Linked DNA regions of Mus musculus: region 1 is linked to region 2. Evidence: chromatin contacts called from ENCODE POLR2A ChIA-PET data. All regions are on one chromosome and are shown on one strand. Each heading gives the region's core, a stretch centred on a gene start or an enhancer-like site at or near the end of the contact. The rest is flanking DNA. Distances are from core to core; before and after follow the strand shown.

Region 1 (7,085 bases), core at 1,406-3,905, 300 kb before region 2:
AGATCTCTTTTATTTGCCTGGAACCAGATGAGCAGGTTAGGATGGCCAGCCAGTGAGCTTTAGAGAGCTGCCCATTCTCCTTCCTAATGTTGGGCTTACAAGTATGTGCTACCACACCCAATTTTTTAAAAAGTGTATTATTTTCATTTGTGTACTCCTCTGTGTGTGTGTGGGTGTGTGTGGGTGTGTGTGGGTGTGTCTGCCATGTATGTGCAGATGTCCATAACACATTGGATTCCCTGGAGCTGGAGTTACACATGGTTGAGAGCTGCCATGTAGGTGCAGAGAGCCAAATTCTGGTCCTCTGCAAGATGTTCTTAAGTGAGCATCTCTCCAGCCCTTCTCTCTCTCCCCCTCTCTCTCTCCCTCTCTATAAGGACTCAGATATACAGAGAAGTTCTTATGGACGTTCTTCAGCCTGGCCTCATCCTTGCTATGTAGCTGAGGCTTGCTTCTACTTCTCAAGGGTGGAGACAAAAGTCCTGTTCTTTCATCTTATGGTGCCTGCCTCAGGAAGAGGGCTGGACAAAGACCCCATCACATCAAAAGTCTGTGTCACGAGGAGACAGCCTTCTCATGAGCGAGCACCTCTAGGTCTTAGGGGGACGGATTGATGTGAGAGAGTCAAAACAAAACACAAGGCCTGGGATACAGATCAGAGGTAAAGCTATTGCTTACCACAAGTGACATCTGGGTTCAGTCCCCACAACTGAAAAAAAAAAAATAAAAACCAGAGATCATCCTCAACATGGTGGTGTATGCCCGCATGAATGTATGCCCAGATTCCTAGAAATCTGGAAGCAGAGGCAGGAGAATCACTGTGTATTTGAGGGCAGCCTGATCTACATAGAGTTCCAGGTCAGTTAAGACTACCTAGCAAGACTCTGTCTCAACAGAAAACAAAGCAAGGGCAGGTGAAATGGCTCAGTGGGTCGAGGTGCTTGCCAGCAAACTTGATGACCTAAGTTCAGTCCCTAGAGGGACCTAGAAGACTGGTAGAAATAAAGAAGCAATTGTCTTCTGACCTCCACACACGCACCATGGCACACACCGCTCTGCTCACCCAGATAAAAACCAAAAAAAAAAAAAAAAAAAAACACACACACACACAAGGGGCTGGGAAGATGACTCAGTGGGCAGGAGGGCTTGCTTCAGGGTAAAAACCTGAGTTTGGCTCCCTAGCACTCTGGTCGATGGAATTAAAAGGATTGCTGGTTGCTGGGCCTAGTTCCACATTCAGTCAGAGAAGCAATTCTACCAACTTCAAAGGTAGAAGGCACAGAGTGACAGAACAGGCAATTTACAGTCCCCCTGATCTTTCTGTTCCTATATGGGCATGCATGCTCACACCCACACACCAGAGAGTCAGTGTGGAAAGGCTGGGACTGTAACCTAGTGGCAGCAAAGGAGGCTCAACCCCTGATATCGAGGGGGAAAATGAGAGTGGATGGTTCTCACACAACTGACAGTCATACTTCACAGACTCAGAGGACTAAGTCAGTGGGGAGGCCCTCCACGGAGCCAGTCCTCCACTAGGGGACTATGATTTACATTCCCCAAGGACTGACTGCCAGTAACAAACAGCTTTTGGGCTCGACGCCTGGCTGCCTGTGATCTAGAGAGGATGGTGGTAACGTCCTCCCTGAAACACCCCAGGAACTAGCTCCCCCCCCCCCTCCCCAGAACCTCAGCATCTACCTCTCTTTTCCTTTCCTTCCATCTCGGCCTAAATGACAGCATAAGATACACACACATCAGATAACCTGGCAGGGTCACAGGTAGGACTGACAAAGTCTCGGGAAGGCTCTCCTGTTACTGTGGGGAAAACGAACCAAGTAGCATAGAAGCATGACCTGCTTTACATACCGGACTGGAGCACCGCTGGGGCCTAAAACAAGGACAAAACACTCAAAGTTACGAAGTCATTCCTCCTGATAGTGGGTACCTGAGGAAATGGGCCTCCTATACAAACAAATCCCTCTTAAGTCAAGTACGTATTTCAGACCTACTTTCCTCAAAGGGCAACATTAAGATGGTAGGATATCTAGACTGTCTGCTGGAGCTTAAACTCTCTGAAAAGCTGATTTAGAAGCTGGTGCGTCCTTAAATGCAAATAAACACACAGGATGATCCTTGACTTAGTCTTTCTTGAGGCTTGTCCTAGGTGGCTTGCACTTTGAGAGCCTGATAGAGTAGTTACGATTAGGGGAATCCACCTAGGGATAACGTCGGTGTGAGGCTGCCAGTCCTGGGCTGACACAGGTTTAGGAGAGCTCCTGTGCAGGTCTCAACAAGGTCTCAACTCAGATACCCAGACAGAGGCTGTGTGGGCACAGAAACTTTGTCACTGCTTGGAAGAGGAGAGGGGAGGAAAGCAATGAACTGCCTCCGAGGTTCCAGCGAATCCAACACGGAAAAGGCACCAGAACCCAGGTCTTCTCTGCCTCCCAGACAGGATCTCTCTCAGACCTGCAACTTTCATCCTTGTTGTGGTCCCGCGGTGACCATTTCCACCAGACATCGTCCTCCTCACCCTCACCTCCCTCACCAGACCCCTTGCTCACCGGACGCGTCCCCAGCGTTCCGGTAAGGGGGGGATCCCACATCCCCCTTTTCGCGCAGCCGTGCAGTGTCGCCTGTCTCGCGCTAGAACTACATTTCCCATTAGGCAATTGAACTCCTGCTCTGCAAAGATCATACGGAGGTCCATAATGGACAATCTTCATCAGTTTTGAGCAGGCGTGAGTCAAAATGCTTCGGCTCCTCCAAGTCTGGTATTACTCCAAGGACGAACTAGAGGGGCGGGGCCTCAGCTATAAAAGCCGAGCTCAGCGGGGAAAGGACGCGGTCTTCCGAGCCCTGGCAGCAACATGTGGATCACTGCTCTGCTGCTGGCCGTGCTGCTGCTGGTGATCCTCCACAGGGTCTACGTGGGCCTTTACGCTGCAAGTTCCCCGAACCCCTTCGCCGAGGATGTCAAGCGACCGCCTGAACCCCTGGTGACCGACAAGGAGGCTAGGAAGAAAGTTCTCAAACAAGGTCAACTGATGGGTTTCAGGCCTGCTCTCGGGCCTTCTGCTCATGTCTCCCCATTAGTAAAGTGCTGGGAAAACTTCTCTTGCACACAGAGGTTCCATAATTTAGTGTTCTTTGCTTCTGAAAGGGTGCAGGCATTACCCTTGGCACGCCAAATTCCAGCCCCGCCAGTTGGAATCTTTTCAGCTCACGGCTTACACAGAATAAGAGACCTTTCCCCTACTTGGGTCTGGAGCCAACTTTTCCCTATACTTCTGTGCATGCTCGGGGGCACAGGGAAGCAGCACTGAAAGTTTTCCTAACAAGCGGGTTGCAGGCAAAATGTAGTCCAGTTCATAGAACTGAAGCTTGATAATAACTTCGGAATTTCAGTACTGGCTAGGGATAAGAACTCCACTCTCCAGTGAACCATCTCTAAAGCACGTGTAGAGTGCTCCCAAGGTTTGTGTTTTTGAGACTGGTCTCACTTTTGTACTGGAGTTGGCTTTGAACTCTCTTCGCAGCCCAGGCTCAAACCCGGAGCAGCCCTCTTCTTCTGTCCCCAGCATGATGAGATAGATTACAAGCATGCACCAGCATGTCTGCCTTTCAACGTTTTACGGAAGTGTTGGAGCTGGGCATAGTGGTGCAACAATTTAATTCCAGTTTGGACTACACAATGAGACCCTGTCTAAATGCACACATCAAACCCCAAAACAACCAAAACCCCCAAATGCAAAACTTTCAAAAAACAAACAAGGATCACCTCTTTGACCTCCAGGAGCCTCTGACTTGTAAATTTTAGCCAAGCCTAGGCTAGCCTTAACTGCACTATTTTTTGGGGACTGACTTTGAACTCCTGATCCTTGTGCCTCTACTTCCTAAGAGGCACCACACCCAGTTATTTTATTATTGTTATTGTTTGTGGATTGGGGGAGAGGCAGGTCTCATACTTGTAGCCCAGGCTAGCTTATAACTTGCTATACAGGACAAGTGTGTCTCAAATTCACAGTGATTCTCCAACCACCATCAGCAAGAGATTACAAATGGTGGGATTACAGATGTGAGCCACCATGGCTTGGATGGAGATTTTTTTTTTATTTTATTTTTTTTAGTTTTTAGTTGTTTGAGACAGTGTTTCTCTCTATAGTTCTAGATGTCCTGGAACTTGCTATTGCTATATAGACCAGGCTGGCCTTGAACTCACTGAGATCCTCCCACCTCAGCCTCCTGAGTGCTGAGACTAAAGCTGTGAACACTTGGCCTTGGGCAATGATGTTTAATGAGCAGATTTACTGGACATAGTGGCACATTCCTGTGATCCCAGCGCTGGGGAGGAAAAGACAGGTGGATCTCTACATAGGGAGTTCCAGCCCAGTTAGGGCTACATGTGTAGTGAAACCGTGTGTCTTAAAAAACACGAATCAATAAAATCAAAGAAAGTAAGTAAATAAAGGAGGAAAGGAAGTAAAAGACTGGGAGAAAACAACAAATCCCAGGTCTTGTGTTGACCGTGCATTCCAGTTTGGTTCTGTGAGGTTCCCGGCACACCAACCTTCCTCCTTTTCTGAGGCTGGTGCTGTGACCTCTCAGAGTAGCAGCCTCTGAGCAGCTCTGCCTGCTCCACCTCCGTTGGCACTCAGAGACCTTGCTTCTTCCAAAGAAACCCAGTTCCCTGAACCACCAGCGTCCCCAGCCCCCACCCTGAGCCTTATTGCCTTTTCTTTCCTCGCTTGCATTCACAGAACTGACGTTACAGCCCTGTGCAGTTGCCATCTTTCTGGTTTTGTTCTACAGTAGCTAGCTGAGTCAGTCCTACTTCCTTTGAAAGGTATCAAATCCCTCAAGTACACTGTAGGGGTTAAGACTCATCACTGCTTAACCTGCCTGTCTGGTCCGAGGTATTCCCTGGTAGAATGTTTTGAGACATCTTAGTCAAGAGTAAATAAACTACCTTAAAAGAAAGGTCTGCCTTCCCTCTTGTTTTGAGACTGGGTCTAACGAGCCCAGGCTGGCCTCCTGTGGGATGATCTTGGCCTCCTAATGCACCTTTCAAGTGCTCCCATCACAGGAGTACACCACCATGCCCAGCAGCCGTAGAGACTTCTTACCGAGTACACGTTAGAGAAGGACCCCGGCTTCTTTGACTTGACTTTCCTGCCCTCGTCTGAGAAGCTCACCCTTCTCCTCCCTTCTACAGCTTTCTCAGTCAGCCGAGTACCAGAGAAGCTGGATGCAGTGGTGATCGGCAGCGGCATTGGGGGACTGGCCTCAGCTGCGGTTCTAGCTAAAGCTGGCAAGAGAGTCCTTGTGCTGGAACAACATACCAAGGCGGGCGGCTGTTGTCATACCTTTGGGGAAAATGGCCTTGAATTTGACACTGGTAAGGCTTGTGTGGGAAAGGGTTAGGAGCATGGCCTTGTCTTTAGATGGCTAATAACACACACTATTGAGTGACATGGGGGCATTTTAATGTTTGGAGGTCTCAACTTCTCTCTGGGCACCTCCATTTCTGTCCGATGGCCTAGTTACTGGGCAAGCATTGGGTGGTATATGTTCTGATTTGTTTCTTATAGAAAGGGTGGGCAGCCCCCCTCTGGACATGAACATAGCCAAGCAGGACAACCTCTTCCTTACTTGGCATATTTCCAGGGCCCAATCCCTTTTATCTCTATATCTCCTTTCCTTTGCACCTCCCAACAGGAATTCATTATATTGGACGAATGCGGGAGGGCAACATTGGCCGTTTTATCTTGGACCAGATCACTGAAGGGCAACTGGACTGGGCCCCCATGGCCTCCCCTTTTGACTTGATGATACTAGAAGGGCCCAATGGCCGAAAGGAGTTCCCCATGTACAGTGGGAGGAAAGAATACATCCAGGGCCTTAAGAAGAAGTTCCCCAAGGAAGAAGCTGTCATTGACAAGTACATGGAGTTGGTTAAGGTAGTATGCACCATGATTAGCATCCCTAGTTTATTTCCAACAAGACTGGCCTTTTCATTAGTGAAGAAACTGGTGGGGTAGGAGGAGAGGGCTGAGTTGGGGAGGCAGGAAGGAATGGTCATGTCTGTCCTGGTTCCAGTGTAAGCTTGTGTTTGCCTGTGCCCTGCTTGGCTCCCCAGCTGCAGTCCTCACACTGGCCTCTAGATGGTACCCTTGCTAAGTCAGGCTTTGAGGAAGTTAGATGTCCTCTGAGATATGCCAGACTTTTGTGTATTTGAGGTAGAGTCTCACAATGCTGCCCTGGCTGGTCTGGAACTCAGCAGAGATCCACCTGCCTCTGCCGAGCATATGAAATCATAACCTGCTTTCTGGACCAGGATGTTTGGAAGGAATCTGAATGCTGGGGATGTGGCTCAGGCTTAGCACATACAACTCTGAATTATATCCCAAGCACCTTAGCATCTGGATATGATGGTGTAGCCTGTAATCCCAGCATTGGGGAGGCAGAAGCAGGAAGTTCAGGAGTTCAAGGTCACTGGAATATTTGGAACTCTCTATATAAAAGAAAAACAATACTTTTTGGAGCATGAAATGGAAGAGCAAATAGTCTCATTTGAGTGCGAAGAATGAGAAAAACTCAGGACCCATTTTGTTGTTGTTTTGTGGTGAGGAAGACAGCTCTACTACATAGTCCTGGCTTCTATGTCAGTGTATAGCTCTGGTTGCCCTTAAACTCATGGCAATCCTCCTGCTGTAGCATCTCAACTGTTGGGATCACAGGCCTGAGTCTGATCACACACACCATGCCTAAAAAAAATTTTCAAGTCCAAAAATTCTGAGTAAGTGTTGCTGGGCTGGCAGTCAGCGCTGACTGCTGCAGCAGTAACTAGGCTCCAGCACCCCAGAGCTGAGACTCACTTTACCTTTTTTATCCCAGGTGGTGGCCCGTGGAGTCTCTCATGCAGTTCTACTCAAGTTCCTCCCATTGCCCTTGACTCAGCTCCTCAGCAAGTTTGGGCTACTGACTCGTTTCTCTCCATTCTGCCGAGCGTCTACGCAGAGCCTAGCTGAAGTCCTGCAGCAGCTTGGGGCTTCCCGTGAGCTCCAGGCTGTTCTCAGCTACAT
Region 2 (6,878 bases), core at 3,220-5,719:
AATATGTTGTTTACCAAAACATGTTAAGATTTTTTTTTTTTTTTTGTGGTACAAGATTTTGCTTCAACCTCCTGACAAGGGTGCTAGCAGCATAGACATGAACTTGAAGTGCTGTTTCTTGAACTTAAGTGCTGTCTTTTGACAGAGAAGTACAACTAGGATGGCAGTGAATTCCTAGGTTCAAAGGATCCTCCTGTCTTACTCTAAGAGTGGCTACAACTAATATTAGGTGACACCACACATGCTTCCTTTTATTTTCCTTTGGTGCTGAAAAATAAACTCAAAGCTTACGCTGCAGGTTAACCACGTACTGCAAGGCCAGGGATGCAGCTTGGCTGTAAAGTGCTTACCCAGCATGTATGAAGCTCTGGGTTCAAGTCCAACACTACATAAACCAGACATGGTGCTACGTGCCTGTTAGCTGGGAAGTTGAAGGAAGAAAACCTCAAGGTCACTCTTGGTCACAAAAACTTCAAGACCAGCCAGAAACCTATGACCCTGTCTCAAAAATAACAAGCAGAACAACACATGTGTTCCACAACTGAGCTATAGTCCTAGCCAGAGACAGTTTAAAAAAAAAACCTAGAAAACAGAAAATGACTGGGTTTGGTGTAAGACAGAAAACTAGATACTGTTGACAGTATCAACTGTTGACCACACAGAGTGACTTGGTGCTAGTACCTAAGAAATGTTTGCTAACATGGCAAGAACATTTCAAAATGAGGTGAAAAAGAGGCCTTGGAATTCTCCCCAGTCAAGTCATATAGCAACAGGAATTTCACTGTTGTGGAGACCCGCCACTCCACTAACACCTACCTGAAAAGGTGGGTGTTATTCACCAACCCTTCTGCTCCTAAGGGGCAGGAGTTGGTCAGTCAGTCCCTGTACTTGCTCAGGACCCAGCAGAAACAGATACACCAAGGGTCTGGGCCCTTTCTGGTCTCCCACCAGCTGCAGGACCCCCAGCTCTACAGCTCCAATAGGTCAGACAACTACAGAGCTTGGATCAATTTTGGCCTCCACCAGTTCTTGATGGGCCTCACCAGCTAAAAATGGCTTTTACATTTTTAAATGGTGGTGGTGGCAAGATTTCAAGGAACCATATTTCATGACACATGAAAATTTTATGAAATTCAAATATCAGGGTCCATAAAAAAAGTTTTAAGTGGAACACAGCCATAACCACTTGATTAGCTGGCTTTCCTATGACAACTGTGGTAGTGACAGATATAGTTGGCTAAGCCTATGTTTTCTGCTTGGCCCTCTACTTTAGAGAAAGTACGCTAAGCCTGGCCTAGAGCCTTCTCTGTGCCCTTGGCTGCACTGGTGTTTCTCAGAGTAGTCCAGTGCTTGATCTTGACAGGTGTTCATCTTGGGGCTGTGTGGTCCAAAGTCACATCATCTGTATACTACAGAGCAATTGGTTAGAGTTGGGAGAAGACAAAGTAACAAGTTACTTGTACACATGAGGCTGGAAAGCAAGACCTAGGCAAGAACATTACAGGCTGTACAGCTCTGCCCAGAATTAGACTCCAACATCCAGTTCTGGGTCAGACTCCCGAGGAAAACAACTGCAGAGAATGTGGAGGATAGATGATTAAAAGAGCTAAAAAACCAGACCACTAAAAAGTGTTGTGCTAGGAGAGGCTCAGGAGGGAAGCAGATACAGGAAGACTGGATACATGGGGGGGGGGGGGGGTGGGGGGTTGGGGGAGGGCTGAAAGTGTGAAGCCAGTCTCTCCTGTGCAGTGAGATCAGACCAGCCAGGAATGGGCACCATGATCCTGTGTCAAAAGCAAAGATGAAGTAAACAGGATTAGCTGGCCCAAAGAGAAAGGTAAGCAGAAAATCTGGGATTGTCAAATCCCTCCTGATGAAAATAATTACTGCCTGAAATAATATACTGCAAAATATTGACAAATCTCATGAACAGATGTGATTACTGAAACTTTTGACTTAGGCCAAAACCTAGACTCTTAAACTTTCTAACCCTGTTCAAGGTCTGAGAGCACACCCCTGTTGTCACAGTTTGGGGAGGCACAGGCAGGCAGGACTCTTGAGTTCCAGGCCAGCCAGGGCTACTTAGTGAGACAGTGTCAAAATAAAGAAAGAAAATAGTAAATTTAATTAATGTATTATGTAAATATAAAATCACCTGTCAAACATTGCTCAATACCTTCAACACATCCATTTAGGAAACATCTGGCATTAAATTGCCAAGAAAGGTGTTGGAAAGTTTCAAGATGTCAAGTAATTAAAAGGTACCCTTTCCAAGACTAAAGAGGGAATGATGATGAGCTTAGATCACACAATATTTTATTGAAGGATGCTATACCTACCTAAGCCATTTTAATTACTCAAACACACCATCTGAGGGTACTTTTTCCAGGCTACTGCTCATTAAGACTATTCCGTCTGCTTCTTTAAGGCGATTGCTATTCTGTTATTTTAATCTGGTTCCTGAGTTGGAGCCTGAACTTCATGCTCACTTTCACTTTGTCTTGAAGGTGGTCAATACACCAACTGATGCCATCTAAAATTAACCTCACCATCTCCAAATGGAATTTGACTACAACCTTAATGAAGACTTTTTTCAAGTGCGGTGATAAGGAACACACTCCCATTAAGCTTATAAAACGGTTTAGCAGGTGAGTTCCCAAATATTTCTTTTCATCTGACTGAGGCTAAATTAAGTACCCTGCTATTTATTTCAAAGTGACCAACACATTAACAGTTAGTAATCAAAAATGCCCCATGCTCTTCCCTATCATTAGGTTTTTTTTTTTAAATAAAAACTCTCCAAACATAAAATGATCAGAGTCAATCACAATCTTGCCTTTAGAAATGCAAATTCCGAAACTTTCACTAAATGTATGTTAATTGATCTGAGTTTGTCACCTTAGAAAAGCCAAGGTCTGTACTTCCCTAAGAATGCCCTTCCCTCGGCGATAAACTGCCTCCTCAAACTTTCTTCACTTCCAAAACACCTATACAGGATTTGGAAAATCTTAGGGACTCAATTATTTTCAGGTCACTTATACAATCTTCCATTAACCGTACCGAAATAAACTTTTCACTAAGTCGGTGACTACTTTTAAAGGTAAAACCTGCTGTAGTGAAACAAAGAGAACATAGCCCCCTCCCCCCTTCCTAAACCATATGGTAGTAAATTCAAGTTAACTTATTTTTTCGCCAGTTCATCGCCCATCCATCGGCCTGAAAACACTTGTGCCTTTGTGCCGTGGGGCTGGGACGCGAGTGGTCTGATTCTTAACCACAGAACCCCAGCGTGTTTCCACAGGGCACCGCGGAAGTCCAAACGCCCCCCGACTGGAAGCCTGCTTCGGTGGGCAGCGCACGCGGGTGAGGGCCCGGGACCGGCCGGGAGCAAGTTCCGCTCCGGCGAGGTGACGGAGCAGGGAGTTTGCTCACCGCGGCCGGGCTGGATCCGCCCCGGGAACTTGGCTTACCCGAGCCCAGGGACGCGCAGAGGCCTACCGCGAGGCCGGGCGAGCTCCAGTCACAGAGGGCTGCCCGAGCCCGAGCCGCGGCGTCTTCCCGCCCGCACGGCCGCGGCCCTCAGGCGGGGCCGTCGCTCGCCCGCGGTCTCCCAGAGACCGGACGCGCCCGCGGGGCCCGGACCCCGCTCCCCCTTGTCGCGGCCGCACGCCCGAGACCCGGCTCGGCCACGGCGCCCGGCTCTTCCGGGAGCCGCCGCAGCTAGGCCGCGCCGGGGCCCCGCGGTTCCCCCGGGCGGGCCGGCCGGGCCTCGGCGTCCGGTATGTGTCCCGAGGGCCAGGCTCCCGCCGGTAACGGGCCCCGCCGCTTCCCCTCCCCCTCTCCCGCCCCATGACAGTGCAAAGCCTCCGGCCGCCCGGCCGCCCCGCCTCCGGCTCCAGGCCCAGCTCAGGGCCGCGGCCGCAAGCCACGGTTGCGGCCGCCGCTCCCGCTCGCTCTTCGGGCCGCGGTGGCCTCGGGTTCCCCAGCCCCGCGACTCGGGCCCGGCCCGCGTCCCCGCCGGTGCCCCGCTGCCCTCGGCGGCGCCCGGACTTCGGGCGGGGTAGGCCGAGGCCCAAGCGGTGGGGGCGGGGGCTCGGCTCTCACCTTCATGTCGGGACATCCTAGTTCAGACGCTGGCGGCGCGGCCCCTCCCGGGCTCCCGGCTGCAGTGTGCCCCCACCGCGGGCTCCCGGCGCTGCCCGCGCCCGGCCGGCCGACTCCCACTCGACTCCCGGGCTCGGCCGCGGGGGCGGGGTGGGCAGGGGAGCGCTCCCGCGGCGGCGGCGGCGGCGGCGGCGGGGAGGCGGCGCGGGGCGGGAATGGGGCCGGGCCTGGCCGGGGCTGAGCTCCTCCAGGAGGCGGGTCCGACGCGGCCGCGGCTCCGCCGGCGCCCGCCGTGACTCGGTCACTCTCGGGCCCCCGCCGGCTCCCGGCAGCGGCGCGGCGTCCGCAAATCCCGCTCGTCCCCTCCCCCGGCCCGCCCCCCGCCCGTCCGTCTCCCGGCTCCGGCCGCCGCCTCCTCCTCCTCCTCTTCCTCCTCTTCCGCCTCCTTCCGCCCGCACGCCCGCCCCGCCTCTCGCCGCCCTGAGGCCCCGCGGCCGGCGGGCGACCGTGCTTGGCGGCGGTCCTGCCGCGGTCCCGCAGGCACCCGAGCCCAGCCGCGGCCCGCCACGCTGCGCGTGGGGAGGACGAGGACGCGAAACGCCCCCGACGTGGCTCCCCAGCGCCTGGGCGCGCGGCGGCCGGGCCATCGCAGACGTCCCGGGGACGTGTGTGTGTTTGTGTGCTGCTTTGAAAGCCGGGGACCCAGAAGGGAATGGCAGTCGGGCCTCCGGGGCTCGCGGGTCCCCAGACCCAGGGGGAGGCCGAGGCCTAGCGAGCCGGCTCGGCCGCCCGCTCGAATGCGCTGCGGGAAAAACTTGGTGGGCTTCGGGGGTACTTTGCTTCCGGCTGTGTGTGCAGGTCTTTCCCTCCACCCAGGCTCCTTACAGGCTACTTTCTCTTCAGGCATTGCTAACTCGACAAACACTTGAGACTACCCCTGACCACGTGTCAGTGGTGGCGTGGCGCAGGTAGAACAGATCGCGCCCTGGAGTTAAGACGTGTTCAGCCCTGGGATTCTGGTTCTGATATGCTCGGTGTAACCTTGAACAAGTGACTTAACCTTGCTGAGCCTTCGCTCTAAATTGGTTCGCTTTGGGTGGTTAATTTTGCCTTGGTAGTCTCGAGATTGGACAAAGTTCCCAGCTAAGTTTACTGAAACTAGGGTCCAAGGTACTGCTTGCTTTGGCGATTTTCCTAATTTGCCCACCCTCCACCGACTGTGGGACCTGGACAAAGCGTTGGTTGCCTTAGCTTCTGTGACTTTCAAAAAGGGCAAGCATATCAATAGATGCAGGAGAGATACAGTACCAAGATTCGACGTGTAGAGTAGCAAAGGAAGGACCCTATTTGTTACAATATTTTATTGAATATGATTTAAGATATGTCTGGTTTTGAAAATACTAAAAGGCTTAATCCGAGAGACTACATAGTAGGTCATCCCTGTCTACCCAAGAAACTAGCTGTAATTAAATTGGGGGTGGTTTTGAGGCATGACCTCAGATAGCCCGAGGCAGTCCTTGAATTGCTCAAGTAGCTGATTCTGACCTTCCCATCTCCCAGGGGCTGGAACGAAAGGCATCTTCCACCACACCCCCACCTAATTTGGGTTTAAATGAGGACTAGATAACAAATATTTCTGTTTCGGGTGTGGAATTCCGCACACTACAGACCGGCCTGAGGAAGACTATGCCTAGTAGGGCTTACAAAGGGAGAGCAGGGTTTGTAGTTAGCCTGATCGACATCCTGGTTAGTGGGTCCTTTCTGACAACCCTACACATTTTATTATTGGCAAGTGATCCTGGGTGTAAGCCAGTTCCCTGAACTTGAGCTGTGAAAGTCAGGCTAGCAGCTCTTAACGCATACACAGGTGGTGAATAATGGTTTTTTATAAATTTGTATCAAAGTTTGTAAGCAGTTCTGTAAAAATGCTGGAGCATTTAGAGTAGCCAACAAAAGCAACACTTCCAGAAAGGAATACCAGTAAGTATGGAAAAAACTGGGTGAAAATAGAAAGGAGACTATTGAGGAGGAAGAAGGGGCTGGAGCTGTGAGGTGAAGTGTGCCCCAAGTCCCAAGTCTACGGAAAAGTCACTCAGGGTTGTGTACAGGCATGATGCTAGGGGAAGAAACATTAAAAACAAGTCTTACTGTATTGAAGGGTTAGCTAGTTTTTTTTTTTTTTTCACCTGCCTCTGCCTCCCAAGTGCTGGGTTTAAAGGCCTGTGTTACCACTGCCCGGTAGGGTTAGCTAGTCTTGTTCATGGGAGGAAACATAGCTTGGTCTGACCTCCAAGGGACTACCATGTTTTTTTGACAGTGATTTCATTGTTAGTATCCCAGCTTAGCCGTGAATCTCCAGCTCTTCCTGCCCTAGATCTCCTTCCCATGCCTCCTTGGTTTCCCCCATGTCCAGTTGAAAGTCACAGGTATCTTTACCAAACTTACTGTGTTCCATAGATGGCCCAGTTCTAGTCCTTAAAACAACAGTCAGATAAATCCTAATGAGATTTAAATACCATCAGTAGATCAGCAGACAATAGCTGCACCTTTTTGTGTTTTTCTGTACTTCTTTAAGGTTTTAAGATTAGGGGGAAATGAGCCAGGCGTAGTGGCACACATCCTTTAGTTCCAGCACATGGGATGCAGAGGCAGGCATAGCTCCCAGCCTGGTCTCCATGGAGTGTTCCAGGACAGTCAGCAGAGCTACACTGGGAGACCCTGCCTCAAAAAGACAAAAAAAAAAAAAAAAAAAAAAAAAGATTAGGGCAAGTGTC

What was found. ChIA-PET counts read pairs that join two places held with the same protein, here RNA polymerase II (POLR2A).
Region 1: POLR2A ChIA-PET joins it to region 2 with 11 read pairs in embryonic stem cell. The contact joins the promoter of Elmod3 here to the promoter of Kcmf1 in region 2. POLR2A ChIA-PET finds 5 or more read pairs at or near these places in 2 of 5 experiments (Patski and embryonic stem cell).

The regions. Positions count from the first base shown.
Region 1 is chr6:72,595,758-72,602,842 of GRCm38, forward strand. It overlaps Elmod3 (ELMO/CED-12 domain containing 3), which reads right to left and starts at 2,656. Exons shown (of 12, transcript NM_001253692.1): 1 at 2,565-2,656. Retsat (retinol saturase (all trans retinol 13,14 reductase)) reads left to right here and starts at 2,845. Exons shown (of 11, transcript NM_026159.5): 1 at 2,845-3,039; 2 at 5,216-5,398; 3 at 5,719-5,960; 4 at 6,898-7,085. The coding sequence starts at 2,871.
Region 2 is chr6:72,895,510-72,902,387 of GRCm38, forward strand. Kcmf1 (potassium channel modulatory factor 1) reads right to left here and starts at 4,470. Exons shown (of 7, transcript NM_019715.2): 1 at 4,105-4,470. The coding sequence starts at 4,120.